Linked DNA regions of Homo sapiens: region 2 is linked to region 1. Evidence: read pairs that join two places in POLR2A ChIA-PET (ENCODE). Cell type or tissue: PC-9. All regions are shown on one strand. Each heading gives the region's core, and the rest is flanking DNA. Links, peaks and the distances in the headings are about the cores only.

The links. ChIA-PET counts read pairs that join two places held together with the same protein. Peaks named below come from ENCODE experiments on the same cell type or tissue, not always from the same donor. Only the 100,000 strongest peaks of a DNase experiment are listed, where the experiment ranks them.
Region 2: POLR2A ChIA-PET joins it to region 1 with 11 read pairs; 2 of 35 experiments call an interaction of 5 or more read pairs at or near these places.

What each region holds. Positions count from the first base shown.
Region 1 is chr10:93,500,573-93,505,572 of GRCh38, reverse strand. It overlaps CEP55 (centrosomal protein 55), which reads right to left. Exons shown (of 9, transcript NM_018131.5): 3 at 2,185-2,460. Among named protein-coding and RNA genes, the nearest start is that of CEP55, 6.5 kb to the right of the region's middle. In PC-9, for the core only: no CTCF peak of the experiment used is centred there; no DNase peak of the experiment used is centred there.
Region 2 is chr10:93,742,269-93,750,239 of GRCh38, reverse strand. LOC101927013 (a long non-coding RNA gene) reads left to right here. Exons shown (of 3, transcript XR_246160.5): 2 at 256-433; 3 at 4,133-4,494. Among named protein-coding and RNA genes, the nearest start is that of LGI1, 12 kb to the left of the region's middle. RefSeq lists enhancers at 156-1,138, 3,485-4,236. In PC-9, for the core only: CTCF peaks have their summits at 3,343 (motif pointing left) and 4,633 (motif pointing left); a DNase peak (open chromatin) is centred at 3,149; H3K4me3 peaks cover 299 bases; H3K27ac peaks cover 2,036 bases.

The DNA.
Region 1 (5,000 bases), core at 1-5,000:
GGAAACTATGACAAAGATAGTTCTCTAAATCCCTTTCCTTTTACCCTGGGCACACTGTAGACTGATTCCAGCCTTCCCTGTGGTTAGTGGAGCCATGTTCCAGTGGAATGTGAGCAGAGGTGAGATATGTCAATACCAGGCCTGGCCCCAGACCCCTCCTAGGCAGTTCTCCACAAGCTCCATCTCACAGCTACATACAGAGGACTTGGTGGGGGACCCTACCCTAAAGGAAGGTGGAGCCACTAGAAGGAAGGAACCTGGAGTCAAATGACTCTGTGGAGCAAAGCTTCCTCTACTCCAATCTGGACTAGACCAGCATGAGAGAAAAATAAACATTTGTTGCATAAGACACTGACATTTGGAAGTTGTTATAGGAGTCAGACATACTAGTTAATAAAGAAATCAATACGAGTAGCCCACAAAATTATTATAAGAATACATTTTTAAAAATTATAATTTCAGGCCAGATACGGTGGCTTATGCCTGTAATCCCAGCACTTTGGGAGGCTGAGGCAGGCGGATCACCTGAGGTAAGGAGTTCAAGACCAGCCTGGCCAACATGTTGAAACCCCGTCTCTATTAATAATACAAAAATCAGCAGGGCGTCGTGGCAGGTGCCTGTAATCCCAAATACTTGGGAGGCTGAGGCAGGAGAATTACTTGAACCCAGGTGGAGGTTGCAGTGAGCTGAGATTGCGCCATTGCACTCCAGCCTGGGTGGCAAAATGAGACTCTGTCTCAAAAAATAAAAAATAAATAAAAATTTTAAAAATTATAATTTCTACCAAGTTTGTATTTCACATTCCAAAAGTGGAGAAACTAACTCTTGAACTTCAAAGAAAAATTTTAGTCAGCTACTTTGAATCTGACTGTAACGTTTTATGAGTTTCAGCTCTGTGGAAATTCTCTAGAAAAACTTCAACTTTTTGAACTCATCTGCAGAAACACTCAAACGCCCATCTATGAAAATACACATAAATGTATAGGTCTGATCACTATCTCCCCTAAATGGGAAATAAAGTACAGAGAAAGATCCTTAACAGCACTGAGATATATTTGAAAGCTACAGATTTTCTACTATAGATGATTTTTTTTTTTTTGAGACAGAGGCTCACTCTGTCACCCAGGCCGGAGTACAGTGGCGCAATCTTGGCTCACTGCAACCTCCACCTTTCGGGTTCAAGCGATTCTAGTGCCTCAGCCTCCCGAATAGCTGGGATTACAGATGCGTGCCGTCACACTCGGCTAATTTTTGTATTTTTAGTAGAGATGGGGTTTCACTGTGTTGGCCAGGCTGGTCTCAAACTCCTGACCCCAGGTGATCTGCCTGCCTTGGCCTCCCAAAGTGGTGGGATTATAGGCGTGAGCCACCATGCCCAGCCTATAGATGATATTAATGTTAGTATTATTCGAATCTCCAAATCTCCAAAAGAATCAAAGGTCTGATCAATAAGTAACCATTTACCGAACACCTACTATATACTAGGCACTATGCGAGGCAATTTACATACATATTTACATTTAATTCTCACTATTCCTATCCTGATTTTACTGATGTGGAAACTCAGGTTTAGCTTATATGTTTAAAAAAAAAAAAAAGAAACTAAGATTTAGAACAGGGGTCTGGAGAAGTCTAGTATTGTCTCTAAGGCTATAAAGGTTAACAAATTTGTTCAGAGTCACAGAGCTGGCAAGTACAAAACCAAGATCTGAACTCACATGTCTATTTCTGTATCCTTGTTCTTTCTATGACGCTAGTGCCTCTCAAACAAAACGGGGAGAAAATGCAAGTGCAGTTAGGAAAAGTATACTTGATATTATAATTGTATGTTTCAAATATGAAAAATAACCAAAAAAATGAAGCCTACTGTTTTCATGATACAAACTATAGAAATAAGAGCTCAAAAAAAATCTTGGTAATTGTAAATACACAGTAGATGCTGTCTTCTGAATATTCCTCCAGGCAAATCAATGGTACAAGGAGTGGAGGGTACCATATTAACTATTTTTGCTTATAGAGAAGGGACTGGGCTATTAAAAAAAGTGAAGTGACCTGATAGTATACTATACTAATCATTTGTCTCATCATTTGGGAAGCATGTCTTAACAAACTCATTCCTCCTAAGAATTACAAACTGTATCAGAAAGAAAAAAAAAATCTGGGTTTAAAGAAATGATTAGCACCTGTGATAAACGGAGTGTATTGGTTTTGCTTTCAAGTTCAGCAATTCGTGAGGTTGCAGCAGACAACTGTTGTTTCAATACGTCTTTCTCTTCAGATAAGGCTTTCAACACCTGCTCCCTCCTTTCTCCTTCTCTCGTTGTCTCTTCCAGCTGTTCAAGCAATGTGGTAGTACTATATCTGGCCTTCAGTTGGTCTCTCAGTCGCTGTATTTCTTTGTCCTTCTCTGTGAGTTGATAAGCATTCTTCTCCTTCTCAGCCTCAAGGACTCGAATTTTCTAGACATAAACTAAGAAGAATCTTAGAACAAAGCCAGGTCAAACATCTAGCTAAACAATATATACTTCAACAAGCATTTATGAAGCATTTATTATCAAGTCAGCATTACGCTAAATACCAAGGCCAAAAAAGATTAGGAAGCCAAAGTTTTATGTTCAGATAGCTCACAGAGAAGTAAGCCAATGTATTAATGCAACGTTGTAAGTGCTGTAGTTAAGACAGATTAAAAAATGAGCACAGACACAAAGAAAGGAGAAACCACCTCTATCAAGGGTGGTGAGAAAAAGCTAAAGAAGGGCTAGCTTTCCCATGAGTATTTGGTAATCATTCTTCCATAACACTGGATCTTGTAAAAACTAAGAGCTAAAAGTCGGTCACACAAGATATACATGCTCCTTAATGAATTTGAATCAGTGGAACTTAAAAGTTACAGAATATTTCAGCAGGAGAGGGATGCATTCATTAACCTGCTTACTTTCGATAAATGATTCAGTATTGAATCTAGAAGGTGATCTCTAAAGGAATGCTTAACATCTTCAAAGATTCACAAGATATACATAAGTAATGTTTTTTAAACTGCTGCTGGCATAAAGGAAAAAGTAAAATAAAAAGATAATAGAAATAATTATTAAAATTATAGGCTAACAGGATCAAAACAGCATGAAGTTAAAACTTGAATTTAGGAAGAAAAAAGCAGCAGTTGTTCAAATATAAAATGGGGAAAATTTAAGTTTAGGGGCATGGTTATTCATTTGAAAATAATGAGGAGATTATAGTTGGCCACAAGCTTAACTCAAATCAGTAGTATGAGACAGATAACAGAGCCATACAATTTTAGGCTTTAATGGAGTACAGTATCCAGCTAAGTAGATGTAACACTACTATTTCAATCTGTGTTTTCCAGAACATATTTAGGATACTGTGTTCAATTCTAAGTGCATAATTCAGGAGGGATATGAATAAACTAAAAACTATTCAAGATGATAAGAAGCCAGAAAAGCTGAAGAATATGAGCTTGGTCTGCAGAAAAGTTAAGAGGAAGCAAAATTTCCTTACATATCTAATAAATTGTCAGTTTGCATAGGAAAAATAAGACTTGTTCTGTGTAACTTTAATAGGCACAATTAGAACAAATGGGTAGAAGTTATAGGAAGTTTAATTGATTATAAAGGAACAAAATATCCAGTGCTTCTCAAAAAGTGGAATGAAATGGAAAGCTATCTCTCAGGGAAGCAATAAGATTCCTTTACCAGATTGCAAAATAACCTTCATATCTGTGGACTGGTGATGACTGTTCTCTAAGTGCTTGAAAAAGCATTTACCTCAATGTATGTTGTTACAAAAAATAAATCAGTTTCATTATGTGCCTGTTTAGAGAATTTAAATAAATCAAATGGTATACTGTTTAACCATTTATTTTATTTTATTTATTTATTTTTTTTTTGAGACAGAAGTCTTGCTCTGTCACCCAGGCTGGAGTGCAGTGGTGCGATCTTGGCTCACTGCAACCTGTCTCCTGGGTTCATGCGATTCTCCTGCCTCAGCTTCCCGAGTAGTTGGGATTACAGGTGCACACCAACACATCCGGCTAATTTTTGTTTCGCCATATTGGCCAGGCTGGTCTTGAACTCCTGACCTCAGGTGATCCACCTGTCTCAGCCTCCCAAAGTGCTGGGATTATAGGCATGAGCCACCGTGCCCGGCCTTAACCATTTATTTTCTAAATACAAACAATAAAAGCACTTTTGCAAAATAATTAAATCCAAATTTGTGATTATATTTATGATTACATTTTTAAGTCCCTCTAGTTCTAATAAGTTCCTAACTTCCTTACTGTCTATGCCATAACAAATTATAAATTAGGGAATCCGAAATATAGTTGAACAGAGTGTAAATGCCAACATGTCTAATAATTTTTCCTTCAAAAGCCTGAAAACCAGAATTACTTGGATAGCAGCCAATATGCATGATAAAATATGTTTTAAATAAGGAAATCTGAACACTATTTAATACTCTGAAATGGACAGATCTGATTTTTTACATTTAGTAAATTAACAGGAAAACCAGATTATATAACTATTGGGTAAATATTTTCTCCTCTCCCACAGTAAAAAAGAGATATAAGCCCAGCACAGTATCCTTAAAGTACATCAACGAGTAATTTAGTACTCCAAAAAAGCATGGAATGGCCAGGCATAGCGGTTCACACCTGGAATTCCAGCACTTTGGGAGGCCCAGGCAGGAGGATTGCCTGAGGCCCAGAGTTTGAGGCTGCAGTGAGTTATGATCAAGCCACTGTACTCCAGCCTGGGCAACAGAGTTGAGACCCAGTCTCAAAAAAAAAAAAAAAGTATGGAAAATCGAATGCTTCTAAGTTATGCTATCAATTTAAAAATAGCGAAAATAGTTAGCCAGAATGTTTCACAATCTTAAATACAGCATAACAAAAGTTATCAAGAATATTCATGTAGTTAAGCTAAATTACCAAGAAGCTATAGGAAGAATGATGAATTAGGTTATTACTTTGTTTTAAATAACT
Region 2 (7,971 bases), core at 1,242-6,241, 240 kb before region 1:
ACCCACAATTTATTTATCTTTTTATGCCCTTGATTAAATGATCATTACCTAGCAGAAACAGTTAAAATGGTCTTATAAAAGAGAAAAGTTAGTTTAGAGATGTGGGCTGGTACTTTGCTCTTAAAAAATAGAGTTTTTCTTAATTTTTATTACCAAAGTTAAGTATGCTGAATTTATACATTTCTATACCTGCCTTTAAACTCAAGCAGAACCTGAATTAACCATTGATTGGAGTTTATTGCTTATGTCCCCAAGGGAAGCGCCTCCTCTGGCTCATGCTGGTGGGAGAAAATGAACCAGCCCTGCTTTCTCTCCCTGGTTCAATTCCCAGCAAAGGAAAAACAATGTAATTCATGATGATGATGACAATGACAATGACGACAACAACAATAACCAACCTTTAACACATCCTTATAATGTGCCAGACCCTGCGGTAGGTGCATTAGAATAATTACCTCATTTAATTATTGTAACATAGTTTGGTTAATTTGCCCCCATTTTTCATATGAGCAAACTGAGGCATGGAGAGGCTAGGCAGCTTGCCCAAGAATAAGAGGCTGTGCTGGCTTGAAAGTGAGGCATTCAGACATTAGTGTCACATGCTCTTAATCGCTCCACAGCACCATCTCCTTGGATCGGAGTGATTTCCTGGAGCAAAGGTAATCTGATCTTATTCACACAGGAGCAGGCAATAACTGCCTGAGTACAGAACTCCTATGAGGCGATTGGTGTTGGAACCCTGAGTAGTCTAGTTACATAACCAGCATAACCCTTGGAAAAGCTGTCGCATAAGGGAAGGCTGCCTCTGGGACTAGAAGAAAGACTATGCCAAGATCTGGTTCTGCAATAGATGAGCTGTTTGACCTTGGGCTCAACGCTTCACATTTAGGCTCTGATTTTCAAAGGAAGTTCTTGGGCTGGGTAATCTCTGGAGATCCTGTCATGTAAGCAGCCCCTGCCAGCACTCCTACTGGGGAGTGATTACCATAAAGACAAGGAAAGTGTTAAGCAGGTTCTTGCACCTCCCAAAGTAAGTAGCAAATAGCTGTTTGGGTGTCCTGAGGAGTTCTGAAAACACTGGGCCTAGTTGCCTCCTGCTTCATCTTGCACCATATGCCTGAAGCTAGTGAATGAATAAACATCACTCGTGGCTATTTCTGGATGCTCAAGAAACTTTGAAAAAAAAAAAAGAATTATTATTTTTGAGGAGAGTATTATAGAAGACCCAGGGGAAGACAGGGTAGGGAGGAGAGTGAGGATTCTCTTTGTTGTGATCCTAGAATTCCCATTAGGTGGACTGGAAATGCTAGACTTACCATTGTTGGACTGGAAATGCTAACATCCTGAAACTCTTAGGACCTCTGCATGAAGAATTGTCCTGCCCCAAATGCTCTTAGCACCCCCACTGAGAAGGAGTAAAAGAGTTTCTCACAGTGGAAACACTGCGAACCTCTTTATGCATTTTTCTGAACATCAGTCAATAATCCATTAACTCGGGGAAGCTGAATGCTCTTCATACAGGAATCCAAAATAAATTGACAGATATCCTCTGGGAAGAACTGTAGAAAGGCTCTGTGGGCTTGAACAAGGCATTTCATTTCCTTGGGCCTCAGTTTCTTTATCTTTATAGCACTAACATTCTATAGCTTCCTAATTTCTCTCCCCAGAAAGGAGAAATAATTTTTAAACACAGAGGCTTAGAAAGAGTTTGTTTTCCAATTCGGGGCATGCTAGGTACATGTACTGCAGTTAACCAAAATGCACATGGTAAAGTTTAAGCCAAAAGAATGCAGAATCAGGCCGGGCATGGTGGCTCATGCCTGTAATCCCAGCACTTTGGGAGGCTGAGGTAGGCGGATCACAAGGTCAGGAGATCGAGACCATCCTGGCTAACACAGTGAAACCCCGTCTCTACTAAAAATACAAAAAATTAGCTGGGCATGGTGGCGGGTGCCTGTAGTTCCAGCTACTCAGGAGGCTGAGGCAGGAAAATGGCGTGAACCCGGGAGGCGGAGGTTGCAGTAAGCTGAGATCGTGCCACTGCACTCCAGCCTGGGCCAGAGAGCGAGACTCCATCTCAAAAAAAAAAAAAAAAAAGAAAAAAAAAAGAATGCAGAATAAAATTATCCCAGAATATTTTTAATAAGGTATGATCTTAATGACTTAGCATTTTTTTCTGGAAATATATTTGAATTTTATCAGAACTAAGCACCAAAAATTTAGGCAAGGTCATGGAAGGCCACCCTTTTTACTGGCTAGACTTGAATAGAAATCTACTCAAGAAAAGAAGTTTGTTAGGGAATTAAAAAAAAAGGATAATTCTAAGTCATGGGCAAGGTGGAAATAATCTAGCCAGAAAATATATTTGGGGGTGGTACTAAGGAAAAGCAGTGGCTCTAAGAGGTATTGCCCTAGAGCGGGGCATGGTTATTGGAATATAAAGTTGAAAATATGATTACTCTTCTATCTTCCTCTTCTTCTTTATGGCTGAATCACTCCCAAGATAGTTCTTAGCAGGTTTTTATTTATTTATTTATTTATTTATTTTTATTTTTGAGACAGAGTCTCACTGTGTCACCGAGGCTGGAGTGCAGTGGTGTGATTTCAACTCACTGCAACCTCCGCCTCCTGGGTTCAAGCGATTCTCCTGCCTTAGCCTCCCGAGTAGCTAGGACTACAGGCCTCCACCACCATGCCTGGCTAATATATATATTATATATATATATAGTATTTTTAGTAGAGACGGGGTTTCACTATGTTGGCCAGGCTGGTCTGCAGTTCCTTTTTTTTTTTTTTTAAAGATACTTCTTCATTCTTTCGAGGAAGTTATTAACTGCTTTTGTTTTGTTTTAGTTTTTTGGTTTAAGATTCTGAAGTTAAGAGGAAAATCATGCAACTAATCTGTTCATGCTTTGGAAACTTGAACTTCATGATGTTGGATTTCAGCCTTTTTGCTTTTGTCTTATCCCTTTAGAAGGGATCTGTTTTGTTTTGTTTGGCTTTATACTGTCGTTCTGGAAGAACTCAGAGCTTTCCATTGCTGCCCGTGACTTATGGCCTGTGTTACACCCATTGGTTTCTGTAGGAATGATGACCCAAGAAGCTGGGAATGTGACCGCAGAAAATAGCAAAGCAATGAGGAAACTGGTTATGACCATAGGATTAGTGCCCTGAGGGTCCAGGGCAGAAATGGGTGTTAACAGCAGAGAAGCACAAGGCTTCTGCACCAGCCTACTGCTGGCTCACATTCAACACTGCCCCTATTGCTCCCAGCAGTGCAGCAAAGAAGACAAAGGAACCCATGCTTGCTGGGCCCCCTGCAGGCCAGGTGCTTCCCATACATTGTCTCTGTTGATCATTTCACCTGCCGTGTGAGCAAGGCATTATCCCCACTGAAGCTTACAGAGGTTAGACTCGTCCAAGACAATATATTTTGGCTTCAAACTGACTTCTGTCTGTTTCCAAAAATATTTTTCATGTGACTTATTTTTGATGTATATAAACTTATAGACAGTTCTTGAATTCTTGTCTATGTGAAGCACATATTGTGTGAAGTATTTGCATGGGGCCAGGCGCGGTGGCTCACACTTGTAATCCAGCACTTTGAGAGGCTGAGGTGAGCGGATCACCTGAGGTCAGGAGTTCGAGACCAGCCTGGCCAACATGACAAAACCCCGTCTCTACTGAAAATACAAAAATTAGCCAGGTGTGGTGGCAGGCGCCTGTTATCCCAGCTACTCAGGAGGCCGAGGCAGGAGAATCACTTGAAACCGGGAGGCAGAGGCTGCAGTGAGTCGAGATTGCATTACTGCACTCCAGACTGGGTGACAGAGAGAGACTCTGTCAAAAAAAAAAAAAAAAAAAGTCTGCATGGTATTGTTTGCTTATATGATGTTTAGAACAAGGAAACGACTGAGGCTGACCATGCTCTGGCTCTGGAGGCTCTCTGGGGATACCTGGAGGAGTCTTTGGGTCACACCAAAACACTAGGATGCAGCCTAATGTGAAGATTACAACTCAAGTCTTGGCTTTGCTATTTAGCAGCTGAGTGACCTTGGGCAAGTTTTCATTGTCTCTCAGCCTCAGTTTCCTCATATATAGCATGGAAATAATACTAGTGTTTCTCTTACAGGATCACTGTGAAAAGAACATGAGATGCCCTTTGCAGGGACATGGATGGAGCTGGAAGCCATTATCTTCAGCAAACTAACACAGGAACAGAAAACCAAATACTGCATGTTCTCACTTATAAGTGGGAGCTGAACCATGAGAACATGGACACAGGGAGGGGAACAACGCACACTGGGGCCTGTGGAGGGCAGGCGGGGGGAGGGAGAGCATCAGGATAAATAGCTAATGCATGCTGGGCTTAATACCTAGGTGATGGATTGATAGGTGCAGCAAACCACCATGGCACACATTTACCTATGGAGCAAACCTGCACCTCCTGCACATTTACCCCAGAACTTAAAATAAAATAAAATTTAAAAAGGACACGAGATAATGTAAGAAAGTAGTTAGCCCATAGAAAGCTGTTACTATTCCAGTATGTATCCTACTACCCACGGTGCCGCTTATATAAGAGCGCCCTCCTGAGGCTGTCAGAATAACTGGGGCGAGGCAGGGAATGAGAGGGGACACCAGGCCTGAGGAGTGAGGAGAACAGACTAGAATGGCTTCCTGACCGAAACTACACCCGCTCAACCCCAGGCCTGTGTAATAGGCACTTCCACTTTAGTGTGAGGGTAAATCCCAGAACACTGAAGAAACACAGCCCAGAGCTGGCATCCTTTTGGCCATTTCCTGAAGTGGAGCTGGATTTCAGAGGGCTGTCTCAAATGACAGTGTCAGCACTAGGAGCTGATGGTTAAAGCTCTGCAAGAAAACAGCATCCAGCATTTTCTTTTGCTACTCTCATGGGCCAACATGAAAGTGCGTAATGATGGACACAGGCTTTGCTTAAGTGGTGAGTCTATCATCCAACCTTTGACTATAATTATGTTGCTCAGATTAGAGCTAAGTAAACACTGGATTTGTTTTTTTTTTTTTTTTACTACGAGCAAATGAATTTTATTTCTTACTCAGCATAGTTGTCCCAGTTTGTTTATTCAACAAACGTTTAAGCGTGTTCTCCATGCGTGGTGCTTGTGGCACTGGGCATTCAGTAGAAAGCTAGAGGCCAGGCGTGGTGGCTCACGCCTATAATCCCAGCACTTTGGGAGGCCGAGGCAGGTGGATCGATCACCTGAAGTCGGAGTTCAAGACCAGCCTGGCCGATATCGTAAAACCCCGTCTCTACTAAAAATACAAAAATTAGCTGGGCATGGTGGCACATGCTTGCAATCCCAGCTACTTGAGAGGCTGAGGCAGGAGAATCGCTTGAACCTGGGAGGCCCAGGTTGCAGTGAGCTGAGATCGCGCCATTGCACTCCAGCCTGGGAAACAAGAGCAAGACTGTCTCAAAACAAAACAAACAAAACAAAACAAAACAAAACAATAAAAAAGAAAGCTAAACCCACAGAGTTCCTGCCTTCTAGTGGAGGAGATGAGCAATTAAACAAGAGAAAACAAGTGCGGTGAGGGTGATGTGCAGGCTGGCGGAGCAGCAACAACAGCACAGAATCCTGACTACGGTTTGAACTAAACCTAAAGGGCCCCGACTCTGCCTTGATCTCTCCAGAAAGCCTCCCAGGGCCCTGACTTCCCTGTGCATGTCAGGTGACCACGGTGGTGGGCAGCTTCCCACCTCAGCCTCTTCCCTCAGTGAGATCTGGGAAACCTCCTCCCTCCTTTGCCTCTGAATTCTCACAAAGAGGACCAAGGGTTTTGAGGCATAGTTTTTAGGAAGAAAACAGGGAACAAGGAGAATAATAATAAAGAAGAAAAAAAGTACAAGAAGTAAAAGGTATCTTGCCTTACTGGGCCTTGGTTAGGTGCTGAACATTGTGCTAAGAATCTTTCGATGTATATTACAATGTGTTGTTCATTTCTCTGAGGTTGATATTGTTGATATGTCCATTTTTCCCGATAAGGAAACTGAGGGTAAAGAGGAGAAAGAAATAGGTCATAAACTTCACCAAAGGCAGAGCTATTATTTGAACCCAAGAAAATGTGAAAGTTAATTGATCATTTCTTAAGGGCAATTTTATTTTGTTTTTTGCAGGGGCAGTAGAGGGAGACGTTGTTGTTCCCAGAAAGGGGCCTTTAGGGAGAATAAAGAAAGGAATCCTTGATAGGGGTGCTAAATCCTCCAGTACCTGGTAGTGCTGGCCACAGGAGGAGCTCAATAACTATTGAATAAGGCAGTGAGGGAGGGCATGAGGAAGGGAGTGAGGGGATGAGTGTGGCCCCTCCCAGCCTACCAGGACCTGTATGGCTTTTCTCTCATGAATCCCAGTCACGAGCCAGCTGCCTGCATCCTCTTTTCTTCCATCTTGCAGCTGCCAGGCGTTTAGGGTAGCTTGGTGGTTGGTTTCCACCACTCTCCTCAGTCCTTGAAATCCTCATTCTTACAACACTCGCTGTACCTGGGACTTGGTCTCCATGGCTTTTCCAGATGTTACTGCCCTGGAAGTCAATCCCACAGGACCATTTTATTTTAAGGGTCAGAGGGCTATAGTAGTTCAAGACCCCGGTGGATGCCTGAAACCATGGATAATACTGAACCCTATTTAATTGTGCTTATATGGGTATTGATGATATAATATTGCAAAATTACTGCAGACATTATAATTACATAAAAAAAATAGTAAGTTGAAGAATAATTCCATGACAGTAAATCAGTCTAAAATAAATTAAAATAGAAAACTCCAAATTAATGGCAGCAAGTATATTTAAAAAATAAGAATATGAGTAAAAAGACAAGACCTGACAAAGGAGAGTTTCAACACTACAGTTTATGTATATATTATACTAAGTTTTGATTTTTTGTTCGTTTGTTTTTGAGACAGGGTCTTGCTATGTTGCCCAGGCTGGAGTGCAGTAGCTATTCACAGGCATGATGGTAGCTGATTGCAGCCTCAAACTCCTAGGCTCAAGGGATCCTCCAGCCTCAGCCTCCTGAGTAGCTGGGACCAGGGCAGCATACTCTTTTTGATCTGATAACTGAGACGGCTACTAAGTGACTAACGGATTGGTAGCGTATACATTGTGGATACACTGGATAAAAGGATTATTCACATCCGAGGGTGGAGTGGGAGGGTGCAAGATTTCATCATGCTACTCAGAATGGTGCTTAATTTAAAACTTACAAATTATTTATTTTTTAGAACTTTCCATTTAATATTTTTGGACCTCAGTTCACCGAGGGTAACTGAAACTTCAAAAAGTGAAACTGCAGATAACAGGGAACTACTGTATGACAAACAGTAAATATGAGGAAGTTGTAGAGGTTATGAAACCTTCCCAACCACTCCACGAATGACCTACTTTTAGCTCTGGCTATCATATAGTCTCCCCAGAGTCAGACGACAGTCTTGCCACTTGCCACCTGGGTAGTGGTGATCTTTAGCAGGTTACTTAATCTCCCTAACCATGTCTGTAAAATGGTCCCCATCTCCTCAGGTTGGAGTGAGCATTAAAGATGGTTCTGTATTTGAAATCTCTTAGTACAAAGAAAATGCTAAATAAATGTTGTCAAGGACTGAATTTTATCCCCCCAAAATTCATGTTGAAGCCTTAACCTCCAATGTGACTATATTTGGCGATAGCGCCTTTAGAAAGTAATTAAGGTCAAATGAGGTAAAAAAGGGTGGAGCCCTAATGCAGTAGGATTTCTGTCCTTAGGAAAAAGGGGGCCCGGCGAGGTGGCTCACACCTGTAATCCCAGCACTTTGGGATGCCAAGGCAAGCAGATGGCTTGAGCTCATGAGTTTGAGGCCAGTTGGGCAACATAGTGAAACCCCATCTCTATAAAAAAATACAAAAATTAGCCTGGCATGGTGGTGTGCACCTGTAGTCCAGCTACTTGGG